Linked DNA regions of Homo sapiens: region 1 is linked to region 2. A link is an interaction called in ENCODE POLR2A ChIA-PET data of the cell type or tissue named here. Cell type or tissue: PC-9. All regions are shown on one strand. Each heading gives the region's core, and the rest is flanking DNA. Links, peaks and the distances in the headings are about the cores only.

Evidence for each region. Peaks named below come from ENCODE experiments on the same cell type or tissue, not always from the same donor. Only the 100,000 strongest peaks of a DNase experiment are listed, where the experiment ranks them.
Region 1: POLR2A ChIA-PET joins it to region 2 with 5 read pairs; 4 of 35 experiments call an interaction of 5 or more read pairs at or near these places.

What each region holds. Positions count from the first base shown.
Region 1 is chr14:61,794,423-61,799,823 of GRCh38, forward strand. It overlaps SNAPC1 (small nuclear RNA activating complex polypeptide 1), which reads left to right. Exons shown (of 10, transcript NM_003082.4): 10 at 527-2,006. The coding sequence ends at 561. Among named protein-coding and RNA genes, the nearest start is that of SYT16, 16 kb to the right of the region's middle. In PC-9, for the core only: no CTCF peak of the experiment used is centred there; no DNase peak of the experiment used is centred there; H3K27ac peaks cover 333 bases.
Region 2 is chr14:61,613,513-61,619,473 of GRCh38, forward strand. The region is part of intron 1 of LINC03033 (long intergenic non-protein coding RNA 3033); the gene reads left to right. Among named protein-coding and RNA genes, the nearest start is that of LINC01303, 46 kb to the left of the region's middle. In PC-9, for the core only: no CTCF peak of the experiment used is centred there; DNase peaks (open chromatin) are centred at 2,679 and 3,199; H3K27ac peaks cover 1,803 bases.

The sequences.
Region 1 (5,401 bases), core at 1-5,000, 180 kb after region 2:
TGAGATGGAGTCTCGCTCTGTCGTCCAGGCTGGAGTGCAGTGGCACGATCTTGGCTCACTGCAACCTCCACCTCCTGGGTTCAAGCAATTCTCCTGCTTCAGCCTCCTGAGTAGCTGGTACTATAGACATGTACCACCACGCCCGGCTAATTTTTTGTATTTATTTTAGTAGAGATGGGGTTTCACCATGTTAGCCAGGATGGTCTCGATCCCCTGACCTCATGATTCGCCCACCTTAGCCTCCCAGAGTGCTGGGATTATAGGCGTGAGCCACTGCACCTGGCCGATAGTATGTTTTAAACTGCTGTATCATTTTGAAGAAAAAATTCTTGAATATGTCAGGTTTAAGATTTTTTTGTTGTGTCTTTGCTGTGAGGGCATTCTTATTGTGTTGTACCAGTTAGACGTCTATGTAGTTGAAATGTGTATTATCAATTAGGTATTATCATGTAAGTGTCAGTTGTTTTTTTTGTTTGTTTTTTTTTTGTTTTTAGATCTGACTGACTTTTAAACTTTATGTCTTTAGAGTTCACTGCATCCAAGAAGAGGAGAAAACACTGAACAAAGAGCCTGGTGTAGTTTTTAATTTTGAGTTTTCTGACAGAAGAAAAGATTGATATTTTGTGTATTGAACAGGAAGACTGCCAGTATTAAAAAAATCCTTCTGGGAATCTGTAGGTTATTTCTTGGAAATTGCAATACGTAGTTCTAGAATAAAAGTACAAAAAATTAGAATAAGAATTCTTTAACATTTTCTTTAATGATTTGCATAAATGGAGATAAAACTTGTATTTAGTATGTAATAGAAAAAATTCTGTTATTCGCAGATTGTTACTATTTCCTATAAGGTTTTGTGATACTATACTGTCCTAATACAGTCTGGTAATACTATTCTATTTTATTTAAAATATTTTTTATTGAAATATTAATGTTTATTACATGCAAATAACTATTTTGTATCTACAGTCGGATAATGGATTTTTTATTTTGTATATTTATTCTATTTTGTATATTGTTAAGTGCAATAAAGTTTTTGCCTTGCTTTATTTTTTAATACATAAAACTTACATTCTCATAACGTGATTGATAACTTAGGAAGTTCACAATGTATTTTCTACTTCTGCAATTAAATATTCTTTAGTGCTTGTTTATTATTACTAAATACTAATTAAGTACTAACAAGTACTTAAATACTAATGTATTAAGTATTTAAGTACTTTCTAATAAAATCTTTAACAATAATAATGTAAATTTCAGAATGTGTCTCTGGTACAGAATAGTTGATATTAACAGAAAAAAAAAAATCTGTAGCTTCATGAATATGCCACTCTGTTAATTTCTTGTTCCAGACATTTTAATAGAGATTGCTTGAGCCATGTTGTTTGAATTGCTGCCAATAGCAGACCATATCCCTATCATGTTGTTGGCTCAACTGTTTTTTTTTTTTCCCTAATAGAGATGGAGTATCGCTATGTTGCTCAGGCTGGTCTTGAACTCCTGGGCTCAAGCTATCCTCCTGCCTCAGCCTCCCAAAGTACTGGGATTATAGGTGTGAGCTACTGTACCCAGCCTTAACCTGTTTCACAGTTGATTATACTTCATGCTGTTTTCCAGCATGGTATTATTAAGGGATTTAAAGTTTGGGTTGCATGCCTGTAATCCCAGCATTTTGGGAGGCCGAGGTGGGCGGATCACGAGGTCAGGAGATCGAGACCATCGTGACTAACACAGTGAAACCCCGTCTCTAATAAAAATACGAAAAATTAGCCAGGCGTGGTGGCGGGCGCCTGTAATCCCAGCTACTCGGGAAGCTGAGGCAGGAGAATGGTGTGAACCCAGTGAGCCGAGATCGTGCCACTGCACTCCAGCCTGGGCAACAGAGTGAGACTTCGTCTCAAAAAAAAAAAAAAGTTTGGGTTGAAGATCAAATTCGTGATATCTCTATATCTAATCTTTAAAAATCAGAATGCTAATGCTGACGCAAATAAAATTTTCATTTATTAGCATTCATGCAGTCACAATTGTTTCCTTTGATTCCTTTGACTTCAAATATATTTGGTCATAGAGGGGGCAGTTTTCATAATGTAGACATTAGGTGGAGCATCTTGGATTTAAACATTCTAGGGTTGGGGTGTAGATCCATTATTGGCCCCACTTGATATACTAGGTTGTTTGCCAGAACTTGTCTGACTGTTAAAAGTTTATAGACATTGTACAGCTAACACACTGAGTTGCCCTCTCTTTTTTCATAACTGTACTTATAAAATACATGCTATTGTTTCACTTGTACCTCAAGATGGTTAGTGCCCTGCCCCCATTCACAAAGTTAGTAAGTCATGCTTCTGAGTTATAAACACAGGGCTCAGTCTTATAATTTCAGTTTTTTTAAATAAGCCAACACGTGGAAATCCAGAAAGATACTTTTTTAACTATAAGCAGTAAAACTCCACTTCAAAATGGCTTAAACGAGAAGGAAAATTTATTAAAATCAGGTGAGTTCCAACAAAGGCTGGCTCTGGCTTATATAGTACATCAGTTCCGTGATGGCTTCATATACCTAGGTTTCCGTTTTTTCCTTTTTTTTTTTTTTTTTTTTTTTTTTTTTTGAGACGGTTTTGCTCTGTCACCCAGGCTGGAGAGCAGTGATGTGATCCTGGTTCACTGCAGCCTCAATCTCCTGAGATCAAGCTATCTTGCCACCTCAGCCTCTTGAGTAGCTGAGTCTACAGGTGTGTGACCACATGCTTGGCTAATTTTTTTTTTTTTTTTTTTTGATACAGAGTCTCCCTCTGTCACCCAGGATGGAGTGCAGTGACATGATCCTGGCTCACTGCAACCTCCGCCTCCCGGGTTCAAGCGATTCTTCTGTCTCAGCCTCCCGAGTAGCTGGGATTACAGGCATGCATTACCATGCCCGGCTTTTATATTTTTAGTAGAGATGGGGTTTCACTATGTTGGCCAGGCTGGTCTCAAACTCCTGACTTCAAGCGATCTACCTGCCTTGGCCTCCCAAAGTGCTGGGATTACAGGAGTGCACCACCGCACCCGGCCGCAATAGTGAGTTTTTCATGAGTATATGTTGAAGATAAGGTATGAATCAGTTGATAGACTTGCTTTAAATATGAAATTGAAGTTCATTGAACAGAGTTCAATCTGTGTTTTACAGTGAGTTTTCAAAATTAAAGTATGAAGTCCAAATACTAGTTATCTATTAAGCTACTTATATTGCCAACTTAATTATAATAGCTGTACCAAGTGATAAAGGCATGATTTCAGTATTAAATATTTGCTGAATTAATATTTTGTGGGAGAAGAAGGGTCGTGGCAGTGTATATAAACATACACTGTGTTTTAAAATCATACCACTCCCAGAAATCCCCGTATATGAAAGTGTTGTTCAAAGTAGATAATTAGAATTAGAGTAGTATTAATGTTATATACCAGGTTTATTTGGGGTATCTTAAAACCCATGAATAAAAAGTGGAGTCATAAGGAAAATGCAGCTTGTATGGATGCTTAATTAGGGGAATATTTTTCACTTTGGAAGTAAAGTATCCTAATTTCTTCAGAAGAAAACTACCCTGGGAATATGCAGTTCTCTATGAGAAATCATAGTGTCATCTTTGTTTTTTTTTTGTAGTACTATTATGAGTTTATGTTGTAAGCACATCCAAGATCCCATCTGGGTTTATAACCCCTTTGTCTTAATAACTCAAAGTTTTCCTAACTGTGAGTGGATATATTCAATGAGGAGAAACATTCCCAGTCTCTTTAATACCCAATTAAAGTGATTGTTCCCTGAGACAGACACAGTTGTACCATTTGCAAGCAAAAGGAAAGACAATGAACAAACTTTTGAGCAAAGGCTTTGTCTTATATAGGGATTTTTCAGAACAGCGATTTATTAGGGAACTACGTTAAAAACTTTAAAGTGCTACAAAACTATTTTACTGACTTGTTCAAAAATATTAAGAACTGCAGAGTGCTTTGGAAATGGAAATGCAAAGATATAAACGCTAAACTTCAAAATAATTACAGCTAAAAAGTAAGCTTTTAAAAAGTACTTGGATGCCAAGGAAACCAAAGTAATTGTGTGGTGACTTTTGAAGCGGCTTTTTAAAGTTATAATAATTGAAAGCTTATGTGTTTACACAGATCTTCAGATTGATATGAGACCAAGCTCTCATGGCTTGACAACTGAAGGAGACCCAGGTTTCTTTTTTTTAACTTGAATTGGCTACAATACATATTTTATTTCCAATAACCTATTTTGGTTATGACAAAAGATTTACACATGTATATAGAGATAAAATATCTTTAATTGCGGTATCTTTAAAAATGAGCTTTATGGGCTGGAAATTACTTTCATTTTGATGTAAAGAGCCCAGGAAAATAAGCATAATTACTAATGCCTTCCTAACTTACCCTTGATTCTTGAATTCTAGTTTAAAGAATGCTTGCTTTTTAAATGCCATTGAGCAAACTCTGTGGGTGCTTAAGTATTCACGTTTTCATTTTGAACACGTTTTCATTTCATCTTTTGAACAACTATAGAGTAATTTTCATTGCACATTTTTCTTATTCCCTTTATGAAAGTAAATGTCAAAGCCTCGACTTCGGGTTGTATAATTTTTTTTATGTGGTATTTTTTATGCCTGACTTATTTATTTTAATGTGCTGTATATTGCAGGTCTGAATTTTTCTTTTTATGATGAATTCGGGCTGCGTCCTTTAAGTTACAAGGAACAAAGTCACATTGACATTATCTTAAATGCTGGAGGCTTATTTTAATACTTGATCAGAGGCACAACTTCTTGGAGAGCTGGAAAAAAAATGTAGTGAACACCAGCAGCTTAGACGGCTGGGCTGAGTCCTTGCTTTTGAAGTGGATGTCTATTGCCCTGTAGTTACAATGTGCATCCTCTTATTCATGTGCTCTCCAGCTTCCCTGCCCACTTTCCCCTTTGCTACTTCTCTTGTTCTCTATAGTCCCTGAAAGAGGATCAGATTGATTCTATTAGTTATAATCCAAAATAGAGCTCCCTGATAGGGTGCAGATTATTCTGGCTACTGGCCTCCTTTTTTTTTTTTTTTTTTTTTTTTGAGATGGAGTTTCGTTCTTTCACCCAGTCTGGAGTGAAGAGCCGCAATCTTGGATCACTGCAACCTCCACCCCCCAGGTTCAAGTGATTCTCCTGCCTCAGCCTCCCAAGTAGCTGGGACTACAGGTATGTGCCACCACGCCCGGCTAATTTTTTTTTTTGTATTTTTAATAGAGACGGGGTTTCACCATGTTGGCCAGGCTGGTCCCAAACTCTTGACCTCAGGATCTACTCCTCTTGGCCTCCCCAAGTGCTAGGATTACAGGTGTGAGCCACCACACCCAGCCCCGCCTCCCTCC
Region 2 (5,961 bases), core at 556-5,555:
TCTCTATGCTTTAAGACGTTTTTTGCAGTATCTTGACGGAGAGCAGTGAGAACTTATTGAATCATTAAGTGTTCTGCCAGATAATATATTAAAAAAAGATTTACTGCAAAGAATTGGCTTATGTGATTGTGGGAGATGGCTAGGTAAGCCCAAAATTCATAGAGCAGATCATCAGGAAGGACAGGCTGGAAGCTCAGGTTAGATCTGAGGCTATAGTCAAAGGCAGAATTTCTTCTCCTTCAAGTAAACCTCAGTTCTGCTCTTAAGGCCTTTCAACTGATTAGATCAAACCCACCCATATTATCAAGGATAATCTCTTTTACATAAAGTTAACTGATTGTAGGCATTAATCACAACTATAAAATACCTTCACAGCAACATCTAGATTAGTGTTTGATTGAACAACTGGGTGCTATTTAGGCTAACCAAATTAGTGCATAAAACTGTTATTTTTCCTGTTTTAAAAGCAATTATAGGAAAGTAGACAGAATTTTAAAAATACCTATAATTCTATCACTTAAGACAATTTGCTGTGTTTTAATTTGTGCCTTCCAGGGTTTTTTTTTTTCCCCTAGCAATTTATTTATAACAGCAGGAAAAATGGAAATAAACAAAATGTTTAGCAATGGAGAAATAGTTATGGGAATTATGGTATATGCACATGAGGTGAAATTATGCAGCCTTTAAAACTTATAATTATGAAAACTGGATCAACCTGAAAAAATGCTTCAAGTGAAAAAAGTACAGTACAAAATCCTATCTCTAATAGTTATGATTATAGCTATGTAAAAACAGCATATCGTGGGACCATGCAATAGAAGGAAACATTAAAAATAGCGCAGCATCAGTGCCCCCCACCACATCTCCAGCACTTATCGTTGTTTGTGCCCTGAGTTAACAGCTCAGGCTGCTGCCAGCCCCCATGACCCTGCCTGAGGGCTTTCTCTGTCCTCTATGGCCCATTCTGCCCAAGCATGGACAAAATAAAATGGCCGGAGAATGCCTCTTCCCCTGGGAGCAACCCTCACCCAATGACGGATGGGAATTTCTGGGTATATACCTGGCCCCTTAGGTAAGGTGTCCTGGAGGTGGGTGTTTCATCCTGGTTCCATGAACCCCAGCGAGACTGGACTCCAGCTGCCTGCAGTGGCAACCTGCTCAACTTCCTCTATCTTGGCTTCCTTTCTGTCCCTGTCTCACTTTCCCACTCCCCTTCCAGCATTTTCTTCATAAACTATTTGCCTTGTCTTGGTTTGGTTCTGGGCCACATAATCTCCACAGAGGTGATATAGCCGCCAAGGGGCTGAAGTTGGTTACATAGGGCAGGGGTTCCCAACCCTCAGGCCAAGGAGCAGTACAGTCCGTGGCCTGTTAGGGACTGGGCCGCACAGCTGGAGGTGAGCGGCAGGCGAGCAAGCATTACCTCCTGAGCTCCGCCCTGTCAGATCCACAGCGGCATTCGATTCTCATAGGAGGGCGAAACCTACTGTGAATCGCGCATGAGAGGGATTTAGGTTGCACGCTCCTTATAAGAATCTAACTGATGCCTGATGATCTGATGTAGACAGTTTCATGCCGAAACCATCCCCCCATGGTCTATGGAAAAATTGTCTTCCATGAAACCACTCCCTGGTGCTAAAAAGATTGGGGACCGCTTACATAGGCGACAAAACAATATTGCTCTTTTAATGTATAAAGCACAGATATGCATACATTATACAAATTCACAGTATATCTGAGGGATTAAAAATTCACGGGGGGTCCATTTAGGAAAAAATATCTACCAAGGGTCCTTAGGAGGGGAAATAATGCTTTTTTAAAAAACTGTTGAAAAACACCGTGAACCCGAAGGAACCCAAAGTAAGACAAATACAAGCAGTTTCTCTGTTAGGATGACTGATCAAATAGGAACTTCGACCTCTAGTTTTTTACCTCAGTTATTTGGTATGTACAAGTATAATAAAATAATAATTTAAAAAACAGATATGGACCCAGCCCCTAAGATGCTTCTGGCCCCGAGACAAACACCTATCATCAATGTGTTGATTGTGGAGTCCCCCACGACTTCATTGCCGCTACCAGAGTCACCTACACACTTCTCCCCACCTCACCACTGACTCCCCACCATCATTTCACTTTCCTTTCCTGATAGCCTAAGTAGAATCATTTTGGATTAAGAGCTAGAATCAGGGTTCCTTCATTTCTTTTTTCAGCGAGAAAAAAAAAAATCAGAAAACTCTAAGCCTACATAGAACTCCACTGTTAAAATCCGTAAAGGGTACACGGGAACTCAGTTATTATGAGAGTGAATTAGCTGGAAAAGGGCGGCCAGGTGCTGTGGGGAGTGGAGAGTGTGAGAATGAAGCATCGGTCAGGAAATGCTTCCCAGCATGTAGGCAAGGAAGAGATCTCCTGCACAGGCTGGAGGGAGGACATCCAGGATCCGCTTGTACTTTCACATCAAGGGCAGGAGGTTAGAGCAGGCCACAGGTGAAACTTCGAGGCCAGGCTCTATTTAGCCTGGAGTCCAGAGTATTATGGTGGGATATGGGAGTGCTCAGAGTGTCATATGTAGAAATGACCCTCTCTGCAGAAAGCCGAATATTGTGAAGAGCAAGGGGAATGTTGAGAAACCAGTAAGGTGGTTACAACTAGCCATGGGTATCCGGCTGCCCAAACAAAGAGATCAAGTCCGTTCTGCATCATTGTTCACTGACCCAGTGCCCCACATTCTTGAAACTGGCCCAAGAAAGATTTTTTTTATGGTATTTATAAAAATGCTAGTCAAAGTGCTCTGTTATCATAGCTCATTTTAAAATACAGCACAAGACTGATAAACGCCATTGTTCCAACTTGGCTCCCAGGCAAGAAGGAGGCCCAGGGCTCTGACTTCGGCCAGCCTGGGCTCCAGGAGCCTGGCTGGGTGGAGGGAGGGCAGGGCTGACTGGGAGAGAAGGTAACTGGAGATGGAATTGTAAGATCCATGGGCTGTTTGCAGAAAGGCAGATTCTCACGTGTGGATGGTGTAGGTAGGAGCAAACTAGAAAGATTCTCAAAGTCTCTTTCTTAGCCCTCTGATTCAGTGAGCTTCATTATCTTATTTAAGTGCCCAAGAGACTTTCTCCTTGTAAGCTAGCCGTTGGAGAAGCTTCTAAAGTTTGGATAGCACACAAGGTAAAATTCCACTCCTGCACAAAGGGCCTCATTTGTGGAGAGTGAGTCACGATGATTTCCAGCATGTCTAGCAAATGCTTATGGATGTTAAGGGTCTAAACTGCCTCCTGCCCACAGATGAAACTGAGGAGCTCATTTGAAGATATAACAGTTTTAAGAATAAAAATACCTTAGCTTTACTGAGAGCTTACTAAGTGCCACTTTATGATAATTATTTTATTATTGTAACAACTCTTTGAGGTTATTGCGTGGTTATTGGTGCCTATTTTACAGATGGGAAGACTGATGCTCAGCTCAAGTAATTGGCCTTCAGGGTCACATAGCTGGAAGATGGAGTAGTTTGGAGTAGTTAGGTTAAGTCCAGGGACTATTCACTGCACTTCCTCTCAAAGTGGCAGAACAATTGTTTTATTGGAAGTGTTAATCACTGATTACTTTTAAAGATGGATGGGTAAAGATAACAAGAGAGACCTTTGACTGCAGAGATTCCCTCAGCTTGTACTTGAGATGGGAGAGTTAAAGACCAATATATAACAGTGGTAGGCCCTTTAGTGTATTTATCTGTGAACACCACAGTACCCTTTGGCTTAGCAATGGTCCCCTAACTCCCTGAATTTCCTCCTAGAGAGTGCCAAGTGCATGAAGAAAGTAGGTAGACCTCTGTGATTTTCCTGCATCCTGTAAAATGTCCTCAGGTTACCTTCAAGTATGTGGTTTATAGAGGGTTGTAGCATCATAAAAAGAGCTCCCTCCTCTTGCCACACATTTTTCAATCTACCTATCTGTGGTTTCAAATCTCAAATGTCTCATCAACTCCTGCCACCTCAGCTACCTGAGCAACTTCAATCTCTCTCGCTCTGTTTGTCTCCAAGATGGCTGCCATTAATTCCCTCCCTCCCTATGGCTTCATGTCATCCCTCATCAAGCGACAGAGTCTATTCCTTCACTCCTTTTGAATCCATCAGTGCAGGCCTTAATGACTTGCATGACCAAAAGAAAGCCATGGAAGTGATATTCTGTGGCTTTCAAATTTAGGTCAAAAAAACCTTGCCGCTTCCACCTAGGTCTCTTGGAAGTGAGTTGTCATGGAATGAGTGTGATTATCCTGAGACTGTCATTCTGTAAGAAGCCTGGGAGGGGAGAGAGATGCCAAGGAGCACCAAGGCACCCCATGTGCAGGTGAAGCAGCCATTGGGAAAGCAGACCCTCCAGTCTCAACCCCTGCTGCTGACACCACATGGATCAAAGCCAAACCACCCAGCTAAGCCCTTTTTCAATTCCTGACCCACAAAATCATGGGGCAAAATAAAATGTTTTCTTTGAAGCCATCCAGTTTGGGGATAGTTTTTGTTTTGTTGTTTTGCTTTTGAGACGGAGTCTTACTCTGTCGCCCAAGCTGGAGTGCAGTGGCACCATCTCGGCTCACTGCAACCTCTGCCTCCTAGGTTCAAGCGATTCTCGTGCCTCAGCCTCGCTAGTAGCTAGGATTACAGGAGCATTTCACCACACCTGGCTAATTTTTATATTTTTAGTAAAGACAGGGTCTCACCATGTTGGCCAGGCTGGTCTTGAACTCCTGACCTCAAGTGATCCACCTGCCTCGGCCTCCCAAAGTGCTTGGACTACAGGCGTGAGCCACCACACCTGGCTGGGGTAGTTTTTTATGTAACAATAGTTAAACTGAAAGAAGCATTTAAACATCCTGAAGTCTCTCTCAGGTTAAGAAACAATAACAAAACAAAAACACTACATCCTTCTCTAGTTACCACCCAGTCTCTTTCCTCTTGTCAAATCTAAACTTCTTGAGTGGTCTCCGACAGAGTCCTATACCTTCACATCTCCCATTCACTCCCTCATTCACTTTAATCAGCCTTCTAGCCTCTTCTGAAACTGCAAACCATCCGAACAGGCTTGCTATTGTGAACACCCTTTTGTACTTACCTTACTTGGCCTCCTTGTACTTTCTGACCTTTGTCTTCTTCCTCTTGGAAGCGCTCCTATCCCTGGGGCTTCTTCTTTCCCACTGATCCTTCCTTATCGTCCTCCTTCTTATTAGTTTCCTGGCATCTTAAAAGAACTGGGTTCCCTAGGGTTCTGCCTTCAACTCTCTTCTCATGCTACATTCTCTTCCTTATTGGAACACGTGCCTTACAGATGATATTGCATTTATTAAATCCACCAGAGGGAATGAGAAGGTAAGAGTTAAATTAAATTGCAATATTTTAAAAATGGGGCTATGCCAATAGTCAAGAGGTGGAAGCAACCCAAAAGTCCATCATCAGATGAATGGAAAAAAAAGTGGTGTACACAGACAATGAAATATTATTCAGCCTTAAAAAGAAAGGAAATCCTGTCACATGCTACAGCATGGATGAACCTTGAGGAAATTATGTGAAGTGAAATAAGCCAGTCACGAAAAAGACAAATACTGGATAATTCCACTTATAAGAAGTATCAAAAGTAGACAAATCCATTAAAACAAAAAGTAGAATGGTGGTTGCCAGGGGATGGGGGAAGGGGAAAAGGAGCGTTGTTATTTAACGAGGATAGAGTTTCAGTTTTGCAAGATGAAAATGTTTTGGAGATTTGGTTCACAACAACATGAATTTACCTAACACTATGGAAAATGGTTAAGATGGTAAATTTTATGTGTTTTTTACTACAACAAACAATGCAGAAAAGATAACTCTAGAAGAAATTAACCGGTTGTATTTTTTACATAGTTTAAAACAGTCTTTGTTTTTAAAATGTCAATAAATACCCAGTTATCCAAAATAAGGATAAAAT